Linked DNA regions of Homo sapiens: region 2 is linked to region 1. Evidence: chromatin contacts called from ENCODE Hi-C or POLR2A ChIA-PET data. All regions are on one chromosome and are shown on one strand. The core of a region is the stretch at or near the end of the contact, and the rest is flanking DNA. Distances in the headings are between cores, read along the strand shown.

Region 1 (4,165 bases), core at 1,162-3,661:
CAACATGGTGAAACTCCGTCTCTACTAAAAATACAAAACTTAGCCAGGCGTGGTGGTGGGTGCCTGTAATCTCAGCTACTTGGGAAGCTGAGGCAGGACAATCGCTTGAACCTGGGAGGCCAAGGTTGCAGTGAGCCAAGATCACGCCACTGCACTCCAGCCTGGGCAACAGAGCGAGACTCTGTCTCAAAAACAAAAAAGCATCAGGCTGTGAGGGAACAAGCCTAGGGGTCTGCCCTCTATAGCGTTTCCATTACATCCCATTAACCTGCTTGTGGACTCCAGGACTAGGAGACCTAAGACAGCTCTGTCGGGGTATGACGTTGGGGGAATGTCCCAGGCAGGGAGCAGAGGACCCTGCCAGAGATAAGCCACACTCTCACCTCCAAGCTTTTGCATTTGTCATTCTTTCTGCCTAGAACACCCTTTCCTTCATGGTGACACAGCACTTCCCAGAAGAATGCTACTCATTCTTTAGGACTCCGTTCAAATACCTTTTGTTAGAAGGTGACCCTCTTCCAAGGCCCTGAGCCCCATCCTATCCTTTCATTAGGATTTATTTATTTTTTGAGACAGAGTCTCACTCTGTCGCCCAGGCTGGAGTGCAGTGGTGTGATCTCATTGCAGCCTCCACCTCCTGGGCTCAAGCGATTCTCCTGCCTCAGCCTCCCAAGTAGCTGGAACTACAGATGCCTTGCCACCACACCTAGCTAATTTTTGTATTTTTAGTAGAGACTGGGTTTCACCATGTTGGCCAGGCTGGTCTGGAACTCCTGACCTCAGCGATTTGCCCACCTCGGCTTCCCAAAGTGTTGGGATTACAGGTGTGAGCCGCCGCGCCCAGCCCAGTATTTTTGCTATTATTATTTTGGAGGCAGGGGTCTCACGCTGTCACCCGGGCTGGACTGCAGTGGGGCAATCATAGCTCATTGCAGCCTTGAATTCCTGGGCTCAACCAATCTTCCCACCTCAGCCTCCTGAGTAGCTGGGACTATAGGCGTACACCACTATGCCCAACTGATTTTTAAATTATTTTGTAGAGATGGGGGTCTCGCTATGTTGTCCAATCTGGTCTGGAACTCCTGGCCTCAAGCGATCCTCTTGTCTCTGCCTCCCAAAGTGCTGGGATAACAGGCGCCCGGCCCCATCCTACCTTTTTGGTCTAAGTTCAGACGGCTCTTCAACCCCCCCAGACTGAGTCAGCAGCACCCACTCTCCCCTTGGATCCTACAGGCCCCTCTCCTCCCCTATCCCAGCCCTGACCCATCTGCCTGTGCCTCCCCCGTCCTCTCAATGACTCATTCTGGGCTGTCACTATCTGGTGGCAGGTCTGTCTGCCTCACTGGACTGTGAGGGAGAAGGGGGTCTGGGGCGTCTCAGTCACTTCCCCGTGCCAACACAGGGCCAGGCACAGAAGAGGCAGCCTCAGTGTTTCCCCTCTGCAAACCACTAGGAAGTGAGAGGGGCAGAAACGGCCTAGGACTGGGACAGAGAGGATTTGAGCAACTGGAAGGATGGGGAACTGAGGTCAGAAGCACGCAGCAAATCTGGGACACAGTCAAGGCACCCCCACCCCGTCCCTGACTGATCTCTTCGTTCAACCACCCTTCCTTGCGCCCAGAGCAGCCTTTCTCAGAGCTGCCCCCACAACGGTTCCCGCGGATGCAGATGGAAGGGGGCCGTCCCGGGGAGGACCTCCCACAGGCTCCTCTTGGCCCATTTCCCATCTTCCCTCCCACGCCCAGGATGGAGACTCTGGCTCTCCACGGAGCTTTTCGCTCCAAAGAGGCCCTGGAACCCGGATCAACCGCCCACTCCCACTTCTCCAGGTTTCAGCCCGCTAAGAATAGACCAGGGACATCGCACTGGAAAGCCCCGCCCTACCCAGGAACCCCATCCCACACAAACGCCTATCGAGGTCATTTTGGGGGAACAGGAGGACGTCCCCCTGGGGCCGGTTCTGCACTCCTCTCTCCCGTTCTTTGGGAAGCTCCGCCCTCCGTTGCAGCCCCGCCCCTCGCGGCCGCCCCCTTTCCCGGAACCGCCCCCGGCCGCGCAGGCTATTTTGATGCATTCCACGGGTGACAGAGCCGGGCGCCCCCACCCCGCTTCCTGTTGGGTGATTTTGTTTTGTTTTGTTTTGTTTTTTAAAGCTCCACCCCCAGGAGGCCACAGTTTCTCCGGGAGCCGGCCGCGCAGGACCGGGGACAGCCCTGGCCCCTCGCTGCACAGCGCTGGGACCGCCCCACGGAGCGCGGCGTCTCATGCTCCCTGGGGCCCGCTGCTTCCACTGCCCTGCGCAGGGCCACGCGCCACCCCGGGCTGCCTGGCCGTAACCTACCCCGTCCACCCTCCAGGCGCGCTCGCCGACCTCCCGCACCTGTGGGGCCACGTGGTTGCCGGGAGCGCTCCTCTAGCGTGGTGAAGCAGCGCCCCCTCGTGGTCTTGCGCTCGCGGCGCCTGGGCGGCCGCCCCTCCAAGACTTTGCTAAGGCAGGAAAAGTGTTTAAGAAAAATTAAAATTGTGCTGGGCGCGGTGGCTCACGCCTGTAATCCCAGCACTTTGGGAGGCCGAGGCAGGTGCATTACCTGAGGTCAGGGGTTCAAGACCAGCCTGGCCAAAATGGCGAAACCCCGTCTCGACTAAAAATGCAAACATTAGCCGGACGTGGGGGCGGGCGCCTGTAGTCCCAGCTACCCGGGAGGCTGAGGCAGGAGAATCGCTTGAACCCGGTAGGTGGAGGTTGTAGTGAGCCGAAATCGAGCCACTGCACTCCAGTGATAGAGGGAGACTCGGTCTCAAAAAAAAAAAAATTGCTGTCGCATTCATGAACATTATACTTCAGGCCCTGGCTCAGCCATTCACCCCTCTGGGAAGTCCTCCCTGACTGGTCGGGCGCCTCCTTTGGGCTCCTATGGTTCCTTATGCTCCTCAACTGGGCCTGTACCTCCCCGCCCTGGCCCGGATCCGTCTGCCTGTACATCTCCCATCTGGACCTCGACCCCTTTGCCCTCTGCCTGCACCTCACCAGTCCCCGCCCCGACCCCTCTGCCTGTGCCCCCCATTCCAGCCCAACCTCTCTGCCCGGGCTTCCCCCATCCTGGCCTCCCACCCCTCTGCCTGTCCCCTCCCCACCATCCCGCCGTGATGGCTCTAGGCTGTCACTGTCTATAATGGGTCGGCGTCCCCGCCCTGCACAGAAAACCTCATGAGGGCAGGGAAGAGAGCTGTCTTGATAACTACTGAGTCCTCAGTATTACCAAGGTAACATTTATTTCCTCCCTCAACACTGGTTTTGTTTTAACAGCTTTACTGAGGTATAATCTACCTGTCATAAAATTCACCTATTATAAGTGATTTACTGATTTTGGGTGATTTTACAGTTCTGCAGCCATCACAGCCAATTCAAGAACATTTCCATCACTCTGAAAAGATCCCTTCTGCCCATTTGCAGTCGCTCCCTATTCCCTGTCCCAGCCCCAGGCAACCACTGGTCTACTTTCTGTCCCATACATATTCTCTTCTTCATTTTACAAGCATTTTCTGAATATTTATTTTTATCAGCTATTGAGGGCTGAGGGTACACAATGAAACTCACAGGCCCTGCCTTCAGGGAACTCAGAGTCTGGTTATTGTAATAGCTGATGGGAAAATATGTCCATGCACTAATTTCTTCATTCATTCAAAAAACATTTATTGGCCAGGCACTGTGGCTTGTGCCTGTAATCCCAGCACTTTGGGAGGCTGATTGGGGAGGGTCACTTGAGGCCAGGAGTTCAAGACCAGCCTGGAAAATATAGTGAGACCCCCCCCCCCACCCCGATCTCTACAAAAAAATTTTTTTTTTTAATTATCAAGGTGTGGTGGTGCACACCTATAGTCCCAGTAACAGGAAGCTGAGGTGGGAGGATTGCTTGAGCCCAGGAGGTCGAGGCTGCAGTGAGCCATGATTGTGCCACTGCACTCCAGCCTGGGTGACAGAACAAGACCATCTCTACAGAAAAAAAAAAAAAAAAAAAAAAGAGAGAAAAAGAAGGGTCTTCCAAAAATTCATGGAAAATGTGTATTATGAAAAAACTATGCATGGAGTTCAATTTTTTTTTTTTGCACCAAAATAAATTCATACTAACTTGTTATAACTTGTCTGAACAGGACCTAGTTTGAG
Region 2 (4,165 bases), core at 1-2,500, 530 kb before region 1:
ACTTGAGGAGCCACCGGGTCTAGCTTCTACGCCCTCTACCAGGAACCTGCCCCCATCCCAGCAGAAATAGCTGAGGCTCAGTTCTCTTTTTGCACTAGGCTCCCGGGCCTCCTCCCCCAGTACATCCTTCAGTGGCATCCCCCAACTTCCTGTCGTTCCCTTGCTTCCTGCTGAACCCTAACCTCTGACGCTGGGCAATCCAGAAGCAGTTTGGGTCTCCCTTAATTCCTTAGGGCCCTCCCTGCCCCCCAAATATCCAGCCACCCCTTTCAGTCACCACAAAACCCTGAAATTCTGGAGCAGACACTGCTGAGTATCCGCCCCATCTCTCCCCCAAGACCCCACCCTTTTTTCTACGTCCTTGAAGTCACCCAGAATCCTTTTGAATGGGAAACTTCAGGCCTCTGCCCACTCCCACCTGCTATCCCCTAAGGCTGGGGCTGCCTCTGCCTTCTTTCTTGCTCTCCTTCCTCCCCAGTCCCAGGAACTCCCAACTGAGCTCCACCCATCCTCCCATCCTGCATTCTCTGCTGGCAGATTCCTTCAGCGGGACCCCCTCTCTGAGCCTGCAACCCTCCAGCCTCTTCTCTGCCTCCAACTCCCCGCAGGGACGCCTCCCCCTTTTCTTCTTTGTGCCCTCTTCAGCATGCCCCACCTGTATGGCTCCAGCTACCTCTCCCTCTGGGACAAGCCCAGCTGCATCAGCTTCTCCTCGGCTGGAGGACTCCTGTCTCTTTCAGCCTCGGTCCCTGCCCATCACCTTCCCAGGATTCTGTAGGCAGAGGTCTCTGCCCCTCCTAGCCCTGGTCCCCCACCCCACGATCCTCTCTCCCGGGCACCTCTCCCCTTCTCAGCCCTGGACAACCTGCTCCTGCCCCCAACCCCAGGACAGCAGCAGCCCCTTTGCCTTGGGACCCCTGCCCCTGCCTCCTCCCTAGGATACCCGAAAAGCCCCTCACCCTGGCACTCGGGTTTCTCTCCCAGGAATCCTCCCACCCCTAGCCAGGACGTCCCCAGAGCCCCTTACCCGCATGAGCCCTGAATACAGCGCCCCGGGCCGTAGCTGCAGGAGGTTTCCCAGCAGTGGTAGCGGCGTGGGCCCGGGGGGCAGGTGGCCTCGGGCCCTGGTCCCGGACAGCGCCAGCGTCAGCAGCAGGAGCAGCGCCAGCGCCAGCAGCAGCGCCCAGGTGCCGGTCGCCTCCATCTCGGCAGGTCGGCTCCTTCTCCTCTCCCAGGCGCTCCGCGCGGCTGGGCTAGTTAGGGGCGGGAGCCGGGCGTCTCCCTCCCCAACGAAGTCAGGCGCGGGGCGGGGCAGCTAGCCCAGCCCCCTGCCTCCTGGGCAGGCTTATCTCCCCGCCGCCGGGTTTCTCCCGGACCACCGCCGCCGCCTGATGTCGGGAACTCATGCTCCAACGGATGTCTCCGAGGTCACCCAGGTTTACGCGGGGCTTGGGCGGCGGAGACAGCGCCTTGGGCCCCCGGATAGGGAGTAAGCAAACAGAAGAACCTGGAAGTCAGAGACTTTGGCCGCCTGGAGGTTGCCACACCCCGCATCTGGCGGTGACCCCGCGCCACTCTCCCCAGCTCCTACCTCGCTCATTGTTCGGATGTGGGTTCCTGTGTGCGTGCGTGTATGGGGTGTCTTTGAGTCAATTTTCTCCAGCATCTTACATCTTCACGAACTGAGAGGAAGGACTTGACCTTTAAGGATAAACAATCTGAAGTCCAGGGAGATAAATCGGTTGGCCCCAGGTCAACTTGGCTGAGTGGCAGAGTTAATATTTTGACTTGGGCCAGTTAGAATGATTGAGTCATTCATTCATTCGTTTAGAGGCAGTTTGCAGAGCGGTTAGGACCGTGATGGCTGAAGCCAGACTGCTTGAATTCACAGCCTAATTCCTCTGTGCCTCTGTTAGCCTTGTAAAATGGGGCTAGTTTTCAGGATTAAATAGTACATCTGTGCACACCATTTAAAGCAGACGCAGGTGCACATGTAACAAGCACTAAATAGATGTTAGCTAATATTTCTGCAACTAACTGTTATTGAGGTCTTACTATAAACAAGACCTTGTTCTAGACCCGAGGGTGCAGCTATGAGCGATGGAGAGAAGGGCTCTGGCCTTCCTGAGCTCATATCCACATGCAGATGAAGATGAGATGAAAACAATTTCAGGAAGTGAGAAGGCCTGCCAGGGGAATGGGCTTCTTGAGAAGGAAGAATGTTAGAACCATTTGTGCATGAATTATTGTAGGTTTGGTTCACTGCTGTATCCCCAACATATAGTGCAGTGCCTGACACACAGTAGGCACTCAATAAATATTTGTTATATTTTCAAAGATTGAATGTAGGAGATAAGATTCATGAAGTCTGCAGGGGCCATCTTGCAAGGTCTTGGAAAAGACTGCATTTTATTTCTATTGCAAACGGAAGCTGTCTGGAGGGGTTTTCAGCAGGGCAGTTACTTTGTTTGCTTTGCATTTTGATTTCGTATTTTATTATAAAAATATTAAAATTTCAAACATACAGTGAACACCTGTATACCCATCAGATTCCACCATTTTATTATCCTTTCTTTGTTACCTATCTATTCTTTTTTTGTTTGAGATAGAGTCTCACTCTGTTGCCCAGAGTGGAGTGCAATAGCATACAGTCTTGGCTCATTGCAACCTCTGCCTCCCGGGTTCAAGCAATTCTCCTGCTTCAGCCTCTCAAGTAGCTGCGATTACAGGCGTGCACCACCATGCCTGGCTATTTTTTGTATTTTTAGTAGAGACGGGGTTTTTGCCATGTTGACCAGGCTGGTCTCAAACTCCTGACCTCAGGTGATCTTCTCACCTCAGCCTCCCAAAGTGCTGGGATTACAGGCATGAGCCACTGTGCCTGGCCCTTTTTTCATTACATATCTGTTCATTTTGCCTATCCATTGATTTTTTTTTAAGCATTTCAAAGTCAGTTGCAGATACCAGTACACTTCACTCCCAAATACATCAGCATGCATATCAGTAGCTAGAGCTCAGTATTTGTTTACAGATACTTTTTGTTCCTCAAGGTATCTTATATACAATGAAATACATAACTCTTAAGTGTATAATTAGATGAGCTTTGAGTTGCATATGCTGGAGTTTTAAAATATTAGATTCTTTGGGAGGCTGAGGCGGGCGGATCACGAGGTCAGGAGATCGAGACCATCCTGGCTAAAATGGTGAAACCCCGTCTCTACTAAAAATACAAAAAATTAGCCGGGCGTAGTGGCGGGCGCCTGTAGTCCCAGCTACTTGGGAGGCTGAGGCAGGAGAATGGCGTGAACCCGGGAGGCGGAGCTTGCAGTGAGCCGAGATCCCGCCACTGCACTCCAGCCTGGGCGACAGAGCGAGACTCCGTCTCAAAAAAAAAAAAAAAAAAAAAAAAATTAGATTCTTAGAATTTTCACAATCTTTTTTTGAGACAGGGTCTCGCTCTGTTGCCCAGGCTGGAGTGCAGTGGCACGATCTTGGCTCACTGCAATCTCTGCCTCCTGGGTTCATGTGATTCTCCTGCCTCAGCCTCCTGAGTAGCTGGGATTACAAGCGCCCACCACCACTCCCAGCTAACTTTTGTATTTTTAGTAGAGTTGGGGTTTCACCATGTTGGCCAGGCTGGTCTCGACCTCCTGACCTCAGGCAATTTACCCACCTCGGCCTCCCACAGTGCTGGGATTACAGGCATGAGCCACTGCCCCCGGCCTGCAATCTTGCAATTTGTATTCTAGTCCAGAGCCCTTTCTCTCAAGAGCATAGCCAGAGTGCTCCCTGGAGTCTGGGGAATCCTTGACTGTGGTCTTCTTTAGCATTGATTCTAGCCTCTAACATTCCAGGGGTGCCCTGAAGCCAAAGGAGGAGGGGTGGGGAGGCTCATACGCTCTTGCTATGAAGTAAATGCCAGTTCTCAGTTCCTCCTTTGCCTTGTTCTGGAAGGTTTCTAGGACGTTCCAAATCCAACCTTGAGCCTATCTGCTCCCTCTGTTCTACCCCTGGGAGAGCTAACAGACATCTCAAACTTCATGGATATAAAAGAATTCCCGATTCCCCCACCTCCTGCAAAGTGGGCTGTACCAGCTTCCCACCCCATCTGGGAATACTTTCTCTCACCTCCTTCCTTACCTCTGTAAAAGGTATCACCATCTTT

What was found. A loop is a pair of places that touch in the nucleus more often than their neighbours do. ChIA-PET counts read pairs that join two places held with the same protein, here RNA polymerase II (POLR2A). Pooled maps may share reads with other maps.
Region 2: a loop to region 1 is called in a pooled map, with 2.2 times the contacts of the local background. The contact joins the promoter of CYP2S1 here to the enhancer-like site in region 1. A Hi-C loop is called at or near these places in 1 of 168 maps with a recorded cell type or tissue (naive thymus-derived CD4-positive, alpha-beta T cell), 1 of 37 single-sample maps with no recorded cell type and 12 of 50 pooled maps. POLR2A ChIA-PET finds 5 or more read pairs at or near these places in 1 of 52 experiments (AG04450).

What each region holds. Positions count from the first base shown.
Region 1 is chr19:40,661,202-40,665,366 of GRCh38, reverse strand. No RefSeq gene overlaps it. Among named protein-coding and RNA genes, the nearest start is that of NUMBL, 27 kb to the left of the region's middle. RefSeq lists a silencer at 2,170-2,449. Within about 2 kb of position 2,411, at least 35 of the 41 ENCODE cell types and tissues checked have a DNase peak (open chromatin) inside an H3K27ac peak, as active enhancers do.
Region 2 is chr19:41,190,304-41,194,468 of GRCh38, reverse strand. CYP2S1 (cytochrome P450 family 2 subfamily S member 1) reads right to left here and starts at 1,250. Exons shown (of 9, transcript NM_030622.8): 1 at 1,028-1,250. The coding sequence starts at 1,204. It overlaps LOC124904790, which reads left to right and starts at 1,417. Exons shown (of 3, transcript XM_047439802.1): 1 at 1,417-1,489. The coding sequence starts at 1,417. It also overlaps the pseudogene RN7SL718P. RefSeq lists a silencer at 1,222-1,311 and an enhancer at 1,224-1,724.